Regions from separate parts of the Mus musculus genome. Here region 2 is linked to region 1. Evidence: chromatin loops called from intact Hi-C (ENCODE). Cell type or tissue: heart. All regions are shown on one strand. Region 1 has its middle 3.9 kb from the start of Gast. Region 2 overlaps P3h4 (prolyl 3-hydroxylase family member 4 (non-enzymatic)).

What was found. A loop is a pair of places that touch in the nucleus more often than their neighbours do. Peaks named below come from ENCODE experiments on the same cell type or tissue, not always from the same donor. Only the 100,000 strongest peaks of a DNase experiment are listed, where the experiment ranks them.
Region 2: it touches region 1 in a loop (5-fold over the local background); 2 of 42 quality-filtered maps call a loop at or near these places.

The regions. Positions count from the first base shown.
Region 1 is chr11:100,327,958-100,332,957 of GRCm38, reverse strand. No RefSeq gene overlaps it. Among named protein-coding and RNA genes, the nearest start is that of Gast, 3.9 kb to the left of the region's middle. In heart, no CTCF peak of the experiment used is centred here; no DNase peak of the experiment used is centred here; H3K27ac peaks cover 87 bases.
Region 2 is chr11:100,405,587-100,410,586 of GRCm38, reverse strand. P3h4 (prolyl 3-hydroxylase family member 4 (non-enzymatic)) reads left to right here. Exons shown (of 8, transcript NM_176830.3): 7 at 1,080-1,224; 8 at 1,443-2,120. The coding sequence ends at 1,465. Among named protein-coding and RNA genes, the nearest start is that of P3h4, 6.6 kb to the left of the region's middle. In heart, a CTCF peak has its summit at 2,311 (motif pointing right); DNase peaks (open chromatin) are centred at 616 and 2,296; H3K27ac peaks cover 1,082 bases.

The DNA of each region.
Region 1 (5,000 bases):
CCCCAGCTAGGATGGCAATTATTATAAACAGCAGCCTGCCTCCTATTCAGCAGTGGTGGCTGTCATTGTAGGCACTGCAAAGTGCCCATGACAAGGGTCCTCTTCAGAGATGAGAGGCATAGCCCTTTCCCTCGGGTGTGCGCACTGCATATTGTGCTCACAAAGGCCTGTGGTTGGATAAAAGGGAAGGCTTCCTGGCTCTCCCCTTTTCTAGTTGTTGAGATGCTTTCTCCTCCAAACATTGTAGGGGAAATGACTTGAGGGTGGGCCTTGGGACAATGCAATATCCGAAGCATTTTGCACAGCACCCGTGGAAATTTAATACATTTTGCACTTTTCTCCTCCCTTTGTCTATGTTGAACCTCAGTTAGCCGTCTCTGTGAAATGGGATTCATTCATACAGGCATCACAGGGCAGGGGCGGAGGGGAGTGGGAGAAAGTCCAAGCACAAACTTGGCACATTTGGGTAATTCCCTTCAAAGCATCACTTTGTGACCCCGAGATTTCCTGTCCTTCAAGAGAAAGCCCCCACTTAATTGCCACTGGAGGAGGCAGCAAAAATGAAGTCTCTGGAGGCTGAGCCTCCCAAAGGCCATTACCTACCACTGAGCAGGAGGCCAGTGTTGGAAACCAACCCTGAGCTGTTAAGTGGTGTTTGTGTTCACTTTCTGGGCCTGTGAGGTTGGAAACCAGACCATGAGACTTAGTCTCATGCCCTCCCCATGACCCCCGCCCCCACCGTCGTAATAGTGCATGTGACAGGCGGGTAAAGTTCTCTGTGGGAATAAATGCAGTTAGTTTGTGCCATGATCCTAGGACATTAGTGTCATCGTGACTCTATTCTATGGATGAAGAAACTAAGGCCCATGGAGGGGGAGCACTCTCCCCAGTCTGAATTCATGCACATAAAGAGGAGCTGGGCTGGAGCTCCTCCTAGGAGGAGGGATGCGGGAGGCAGAATGATGGTTCACTGAATAAGTAAGTCCCTGTGCCAATCCTTAGAGGCCATTGCAAAGATGTCACTGAAATAAGAAACTCAATATCTATTACCTGTCTGACTGGACCCAGTTTAACTACAAAGCGGAGGAGAGCTTTGAAGTCTTAAGGAGGATCCCAGCCAAGGCTGCTGGTGTGAACAGGAGAGTCTACAAGGCCACATGGCTGAATTAGGGGGTTATGGAGAGTTAAAATGTTGCAAATAATTAAGCCCGGTTTGCAGGCTCAGGCCTTTCATCTCAGCACTTGGGAGGCAGAGGCAGACAGGTCTCTGAGTCTAAACTATCCTGGTCTACAACTAAGACTACATAGAGTTTGTCTCAAAAAAAAAAAAAAAAAGTTGCGAACCAAAGGTAAATTATCTTGGGCTATTTTTCATGTGAGCCGAATGTGGATGCTGGCAATCAAACCTGTGTCCTCTGCAAGAGCAGGAAGTTCTCTTAACCTCGTCTCTCTGGATTGAGGTACCTGTCCTTCCTTCCTTCCTTCCTTCCTTCCTTCCTTCCTTCCTTCCTTCTTTCCCTCCCTCCTTCCTCCTCTTCCTCCTCTTCCTTTTTTAAAAAAATATTTTTGTGTTTTATGCATGTGAGTACGCTGTCTCTGTCTTCAGACACACCAGAAGAGGGCATCGGATCCCACGACAGATGGTTGTGAGCCACCATGTGGTTTGAATTGAACTCAGGACCTCTGGAAGAGCAGTCAGTGCTCTTAACAGCTGAGCCATCTCTCCAGCCCCTCCTTTTTTTTTTTTTTTTTTTTTTTTTTTTTTGACAGAGTTTCTCTGTGTAGCCCTTGCTTGGCTGCCCTGGCACTCACTCTGTAAACTTTTCTGGCCTTGAACTCAAGAGATCTGTCCTCACAGAGATGCCACCAAACCCGGCTCTACATTCTTTATTTACTTACTTAGTTTTGGCGGTATGCATGTGCCTTGGCTTGTGAATGGAGGTCAGAGGGCAACTCTTGGGAGTCAGTTCTCTCCTTCCACCACGTGAGTCCTGGGGCTTTAACTCAGGCAGTCAGGATTGGCAAGGAAGACCTTAAGCTTGATGCTAGCCCATGGGAAAATGTTCTTGACTTTTCAAATATTTAAAATCTGGTTGGGAACGTAGCTCGGTAGTAGAATCCTTGCCCTGTGTGCACCCTGCCCCCAGGTTTATCTCTAGCACTACAAAAACAGAATCGACCCACCCAAACCCTAAATAGTCCAAATTTATTCTCATTAGGGAGCACTAGCTTAGACTGAGGGTCCGGGTAACAAGACCACCGCTGGGATAAGAATATGTACAGTACTGTCATTGCCTGGGTGAGTTGAGAGCCCACGGGTCCAAAAACAGCCATTTTTAGGGTACTCCACTAAGGGCGACTGTTCCCTGGAGACAGGGCTCCAGTCGCAAGCCCGCACGCATGCCTGCCTCGCTCCTGCTCACCCACACAACCCGAACCATTATTGATGAGCGAAAACCGCTGTCACACAGGCCGGTGCCTCAGCTCCCTAATTAGTTCTTAATAGCGGAAAAAGGGAGAGGTTGGCAGTGACTCAGCCTCGCCAGGCAACTGGGGCTTGGAGGGCGTGATGGAACTATGGGAACACCTGTGAGAAGCTCGTCTATGTGGGCATCTTATCCGCTGTGTGGGAGTGGAGGGGCACAGGGATGGCAGCCGGGACGTTGCTCTCAGGCAGAGATAGAGATACCTACCTTCTTGCCCACTTTCAGAAGCCTAGGAGCATACAGAGAGGGCATGGTTACCCCATCCTTTCCTTAGCCTCTCTTGGCATCCAGCCCCTTCCCCCTCCCCCACCCCTCCCTCCTCCCCCACCTGCGTCTCTTAGGTGTGCTTCTCAGGCAAAGGTTGGGGAATCCTCAAACCAGATCCTAGGGATGAGGCCAGACTCAGGCACAGGAGTCTGCATGCAGCATGAGCAGCTGCGCGAGAGAAGGGACCGAGTGAAGGATGCTTTGGAACTCCAGGCTACCCAAATCTGAGGATGCTGAAGTGCATTATCTAAAATGCAGTGTTTGCCTTTAGTCTGAACACACCCTGGCATATGCCTTATTTTTCTGTTATTATTTGTGTGTGTGTGTGTGTGTGTCTCTCTCTCTCTCTTTTTTAAAGATTTATTTTATGTATGTGAGTACACTGTAGCTGTCTTCAGACACACCAGAAGAGGGCATCTGATACCATTACTGATGTTCGTGAGCCACCAGGTGGTTGCTGGGATTTGAACTCAGGACCTCTGGAAGAGCAGTCAGTGCCCTTAACCACTGAGCTATCTCTCTAGCCCTTATTTTTGTTTGTTAAATTACTTTTTCTTCAAAATCATTTTTACTACATTTTATTCATTTATTTATTTTTCATGTGTGTGGCTATGCATGCCCGAAGTGTGAGAGTGGAGGTCAAAGGGCAGCTTGCAGGCGTCACCTCTGTCCTTTCACCTTTTAGGTCCTGGGGATTGAGTTCAGGCTTGGCAACAAGTGTCTTTAGCTAGTGAGCCATCTCACCAAACCGTGGGAAGTTATTGTTTTATTTTTACGAATATGACTGTTTGCCAGCTTGGATATCTGTGCACCACCTGTATGCCTGGTTCTGTGGCGGCCAGAAGAAGGCATCAGATGTTCTCAAGTTGGAGTTACAGTTATGAACTGCCATGGGGGTGCCGGGGAGCAAACCTGGGGCCTCTGAGGAACAACCAGCACTCTTAACTGCTGAGCCATCTCTCTAGGGCCAGACTCTCGGTTCTGAGACAGGGTCTCACTGTGTAACCCTGGCTGTCCAAGGAACTTGCTATGTAGATCAGGCTGGCCTCAACCTTCTGAGCACCAGTATTAAAGACTTGTACCACCACACTCGTCCTACAAGGCAGGGTTTTATGGAGCTTCGCCTAGTCTCAAACTCTCTATTTAGATGAAAATGACCTTGAACTCCTGACCTTTTTGCCTCCACGACTGAAGTGCTTTGCTGTACAATACATCTTTAGTGCACATGGCACTTTACACATATGATCAAGGCTGTTTGAGAGACTGAGGACTGCCTGAGCTACCTATCAAGATAAAGTTTCTATCTTCTCTGTTTCTCTGTCTGTTTGTCTCTGTTTTGTTTGTTTGTTTGTTTGTTTGTTCGACACAGGGTTTCTCTGTGTAGCCCTGGCTGTCCTGGAACTCACTCTATAGACCAGGCTGGCCTCGAACTCAGAAATCCACCTGCCTCTGCTAAAGGCGTGCGCCACCACCGCCCGGCTTCTCCCTCTGTTTTTTTGAGACGGTGTCTCCCAATACAGCTCTGGCAGTCTCTCACAGAACCTGCCATAGTCTCCCAAGTGCTGGGAATAAAGGCTCGCACTACTATGCCCGGTGCAAGAGCCAATCTTTCTGAAAGGTGGGGGTGTGGCGGGGGTGGTGGTGGTGGTGGTGGGGGGGGGAGAAATGGCTCAGTATTTAAGATTTACCTACTACTTTTGCCAAGGATCTGAGTTGGATTTCTGCACGCATGTCTGGCAGCACTTGACATCCAACCATCTCTAGACTCTGTGGCCACCTGCAATCATTTGCATACAATGCTGTGCTCCCTACCTATACATAATCAAAACCAAAACAAAAAAAAATTTCAAACATAAAAGAAAAATGGAGGACAAGCTGGCCGTGGTGGCTCAGTCCCAGCACTGAAGAGACAGAGGCAGGCGGATCTCTGGGATTTTTAAGCCAGCCTGGTCTACAGAGCAAGTTCTCGGACAGCCAAGGGCACACAGAGAAACTCCCAACATGCACACACACACACACACACACACACACACAAATGTCATATGAAATTTTTTATTACGTATAATTAATATATACTAATTCAGATTTTTAGTGGGGTGTGGTGGCACATGTGTTTTACTCTAGCACTCAGGAGGCAGAGGCAGCAGGAACTCAGTGAGTTCCGGGCCAGCCTGGTCTGTATGATGAGTCATTGTCCTAAAGAAAATAATCTTAATGCATAAATGAGAAAACCGATTGAAAGGTTCC
Region 2 (5,000 bases), 78 kb before region 1:
TTATTATTATTATTATTCCAAGCATTGGTGTTTTGCCTGCATGTATGCCTGTGTGAGGATGTTGGATCCCCTGGAACTGCAGTTACAGACAGTTGTAAGCTGCCGTGTGGGTGCTCGGAATTGAACTCAGGCCATCTCTCCATCCCATGACCTGGGCTTCTTAAGGGATTGCTGTGTGGTTTATTTATTCAGTACTTACCTTCAGTGAACTTGGGAGCAGACTTCATCGTCACACATGGCTGCCTTAGATGTTTGTCCTCCCAGTTCTGTCATTTGCCAGCCGTTTGGCCTTAGCGTCTCCATCTTAAGTAACATAGCAAAACCCTGCTTTTTATGAGAAGAATGCCCTTTGACTTTTATTATGGTGACAATTAAATGAGATTATTTAAAGCTCATAGTACGTGCAGCTGGCACTCCGAAGATGCTCAGAACCTGCAGTGACGGTGATGACTGTCACTCTGGGTCTGCTGTTTGCCAGATGTCAGGCTTGGGTTGCAGTAAGTGGCTGAGAGAAACAGTCTCCCAGAGGTTCTCATGAGGGGGGCACAGCTACAGAGGCCAGCATGGGCACCAGTGAGGGTGATGCTTGAAGGCCTCAGTCTGGAGTGGACATGTGGCTTTGGTGGAATCCACGGGCCCATCCAGGTCAGGGCTGCCAAGGCATTCCTGGCAGGAGAGGAAGAGCCAGAAGACAAAATGCACAGACTAGCAGTGTTCTCACTGGGTGTGGGGCTGAAGGTGGGGCTGAGGTACAGGCGGTGCTGACGCTAGCACCCTGCCTGCCTCTGCTGGTTGAGCCCCAAGTGTCACTCAGGGAAGCAGTTTCAGAATGGGACCCAGCAGGAGAAACCCTGACATCCTGTTAGATGCTGACACTGGGGAGGGGAGGGGAGGGGAGGGGAGGGTCATCTGGGGCCTGCCTGCCCAACTCCCGCCAGGACCACACCAGGAAACCTGCTAAAGTGGGTGGGGGCTGAAAGATGGGGGCGGGAGTAGAGGGTGTTCTGATCTGAAGGGGAGCCTATTTGCATGTGGGTTTGCTGTGACTCAGTTTCTCCCCCATCCCCGGGCTGCTCTAGATGGAACTGGAGGAGACAGAATCACTCCCAGAGCCTGAAGAACCTCTATCTGATGCTGAGTTCGAAGGCGAGGGCGACTATGAGGAAGGTCTCTATGCTGACTGGTGGCAAGAGCCAGAAGCCAAGGGTGACGAGGCCGAGGCCGGTCAGTACTGGATTGTGCCGAAGGGATAGGAACACAGCTTGGGATGGGCACTGGGGACAGGGTTCTCTCCCTGGGCTATAGTGCCAGGGGAATGCAGGTGGGTGCTGTCACCCTTCTCAAGGGTGCAGCCTGTTAGTGATCTATGCTCCTGCTAGGGTGGTATTCAGACACCTGTTGCAATAGGCAGGACTAACTCTTGCTCTCTCTTTCCTTTTCAGAGCCAGAGCCTGAACTGACATAAGGCGGTGACATGGCGCACTCTTCAAGCTCAGGACACCTGGCTGGGGGCAAGAACTATTTATTAAAACTTAAAATAGCCAGGTGTGGTGGCACACACCCTTAACCCTGGCACCCGGGGGAGGCAGAAGCAGGCAGATCTCGGGACCAGCCCAGCCTACACAGTGAGATCCTGGCCAGGCCAGGCTACATAATGAGATTTTGTTTCAAAACAAAAACAACTGAGTGTGGCATCACATGCCTTTAATTGCAGCAGCTGGGATGCAGGGGCAGGTGGATTGCGGTGAGTTTCAGGCTAGCCTGTAGTGAGTTCTAGGCCAGTAGAGGCTCTGTTGTAAGACCCTGTCTCAAAATAAAACAAAAGGAAAAACCTTAAAAGGGACACAGTTGACCTAGTTTCCACTCAGCCTCCACCTTAGCTCTCTCTCTCTCTCTTGTGTCTTTGAACCGCAGACTGGTAGCCATATTGCTGGTTGGGAAGTGAGCTCTTGGGGGTCTCTGTCTCCCTTTCTGCTCCTGCGGAAGTTTTCAGCTTCCGGCTTGAGTCTCACAGGACCAAGGCCAGCCAGGTGGCGGTTGTGTCTGAGCTGCAGAGTGGGTTGTGAAGAACATTGGGCTTAGAGCTCTGCTGCTCAATAAATGTTTATTGTTGAAATGAATCATAACACCTGAGGCCAGTCTGCAAGGTGGAGGTGTCTGGGTACAGGCCCTCGCCTCCCTCTCTCTGCCAATCTTCCCTTCTCTGTGTAATGCCAGTTGGTGTACCCTATGGCCTTGGCAGGTCCTTTACTCCCCTGACATCTGATAGAGAGCTGGGGATCCCCGTGAGCTGTAAGGAACCTCAGACCTGCCACCAGGGGGCATGAAGACACAGTATTCCAGGGAGCCTTTGGAGGACGGTGGTTTCGGGTTTCTAATCGGGGATGTCTGTATTTTTCTAGTCCCAGGCCACTCTTCTTGGTGTTTAGAGGGATATGAAGAGGGGATTAAAGACATTCACTACACGTTTTTCTTTCCTGGAATTTCCCTAGAATTAGAGCATGCATTCCTAGTCTGGCCATTGTGGGAATGAACCCCAGCTCACTAGCCAGAGGGTGGGATAGCCAGAATTCACTTGTCCAACCTTGCATTGGTTCGGGGTGGGGGTGGGGCAGGAGTCTGGAGGAGTGGGGGGCAAAGATGCTGTTCTAGTAACTACTGCCCCCACTGCCATTCCATTGCAGAGTTAGGGACAGAGGGGCACTTTCAAGTGTCAAGAAGGTGACAGTTTGCCGGGCGGTGGTGATGCATGCCTTTAATCCCAGCACTTGGAAGGCAGAGGCAGGCAGATTTCTGAGTTCGAGGCCAGCCTGGTCTACAAAGTGAGTTCCAGGACAGCCCAGGGCTACACAGAGAAACCCTGTCCCAAAAAACCAAAAAAACCAAAAACAAAAACAAAAACAAAAAAAATGAAAGAAAGAAAAAAAAAGAAGGTGACAGTTCTGTCTTATTACTCTACACCTTGACAACTCTTATGGAGCAGAGGCCTCTACAATGAAGATTGGAGCTGACCCAGGGAAGGGCATGACGTTCTCATTACCACCCCTTGCTCCCAGGTGCCAGATGGCCAATCCTGGGACTCACGAACTTCTGTGTCCTAGAGGACTGATGTCCCATCTGTCTCTCTCTCTCTCCTAGGCTCTGCTCCAAGTCTATTGGCCTTTAGAGGTAGAACTGTGTTCCAGATAGGTAGCTCTCCTGTAACCTCCATCTCTGTTATAAGAGAGTCTAGACTGGTTTCCTGACAGCTTCCACGTACCAGGATGGCTCTGCCTACCCTTCCCATCCCAGGCTGTCGCACTGTCAGCATCTAGTGGCCTACCTCCTGCTCCAGGGAGAGGCTGCCCTCCAGGTCTGGCAGCACATGCTGCAGGGAGCAGGATGTGCTTGAACATGTCTGCACAGATGTGTGCTGCTGTGAGCACCAGCTCTGGAATCTAGACTGCTGGGTGTGGGTCTGAAAAGTGCCTGTGGGTCAGAGTGCAAAGAAGTTTGTGTCTGTGTCTGTGCCTAATGTGCATGCACTTGTGTGCACAGGTGTGAGGGTGCCCAGAATCTCTTTCAGCGTGTATGTCCTGTCCATATACATGTGTACCCAAATGTGTTTGGGGAAGGCTCCATTGATCCACACATGTATTGAGTGCCTTTCACATACCAGGCATGCTGCAGGTTGCTGGGCACAAGATCATGAGCAAAGTAGGCCAATCATCCCGCCCTCTCAGAATTCTGTTTCACTGGAGGCAGGTGGTGAGCAATAGATCTTAGATAAATTGTTAGTATCCCAGGACTCAGGAGGCAGAAGAAGTCTTACCACAAGTTCCAGGCCAGCCAGGGCTACATAGGAAGACCCCATCTAAAAGACAAAAATTGAATTATGCTAGATATATCAGATAAGAAAAATAGAGCCGGCTAAGAGGGATCCAGAATGCTGAAGGGTCTCAGATGACGTGTGTAACTATGTTTGAGTATGCATATGAATGTGCATGTGTTGTGACTGAGTGTGCATCCAAACATGTGTGTGTGTATGTGTGCTTGTGCGCGTGCGTACATGCCTATTAGTTACACCTAGGAATCCTGTTCAGGCTCTTGGCCAGTCCAGTATGCCTCACTCAGCTCCCCTTTCTCAGGGAGCTGGCAGCCCCTCCCATCCCATTGCCAGGCCAGCTGACTCCCCAAACCGGTGAGACAGAATCCCAGCCAGTCTCCGCGTGGGCCCTCCAGCCCATTCTCCCAGCCGCACCCTGTCCAAATGCTCTCACCTCACCTCACCACCCCACCAGCTCTCCCATTCTCAACAGTATGCTGGGTGGAGGTGTGGGATGGGCAAAACACTGGGCTGTGACCTCACCCAATCAGACCAAACTCAAGAGATGCCACAGGAGTGTTCTGGATCCAGAAACTGGATCCCACCTGTCTAAAAGCAGAACTCTGTAGTGCAGGGTGCCCCTCGGGTACCAGCCTGGATCATTGTTACCCTCAAAACTGCTCCCCTTATTCTGGGTGTGCTGGAGTTGATGTTCAGAGAAGGGAAAGGGAAGTGTTATGATCTGAAGGAAGGTCAGGTGGAAGGGAAAGGCCCTGGGCTTGGGGTTGTCCGCTGGGGCCAAGGAGAAGAATGCACCCTTACTGTGTTTAGCCTACGAGGAATTTGAAAAGTGAGAGTGGAGAAGGGAAGAGGGGAAGAAAAGAAGGTTGGAAAGACAAAGAGAAGGGAAAGGAACAGAGTCCTGGTGTCAGGCCCATGGGATGGAGGTCTCATGTTGGGGGCCCTGGGACAGACTTGTTGGGGTCATGTAGGAGAGCAGCTTCCTAACTTCTGCGAGTGATGGTCAGCAGAAGAAAGAGTCCCATTAGCTCTCCCAAACCCCACTAACTTCCCGCCTCAGCTTGAAATATTTTGAGAGATGGAGAGATGGCTCAGTGGTTAAGAGCAATGACTGTTCTTCCAGAGGTCCTGAGTTCAATTCCCAGCAACCACATAGTGGCTTAGAACTGTCTGT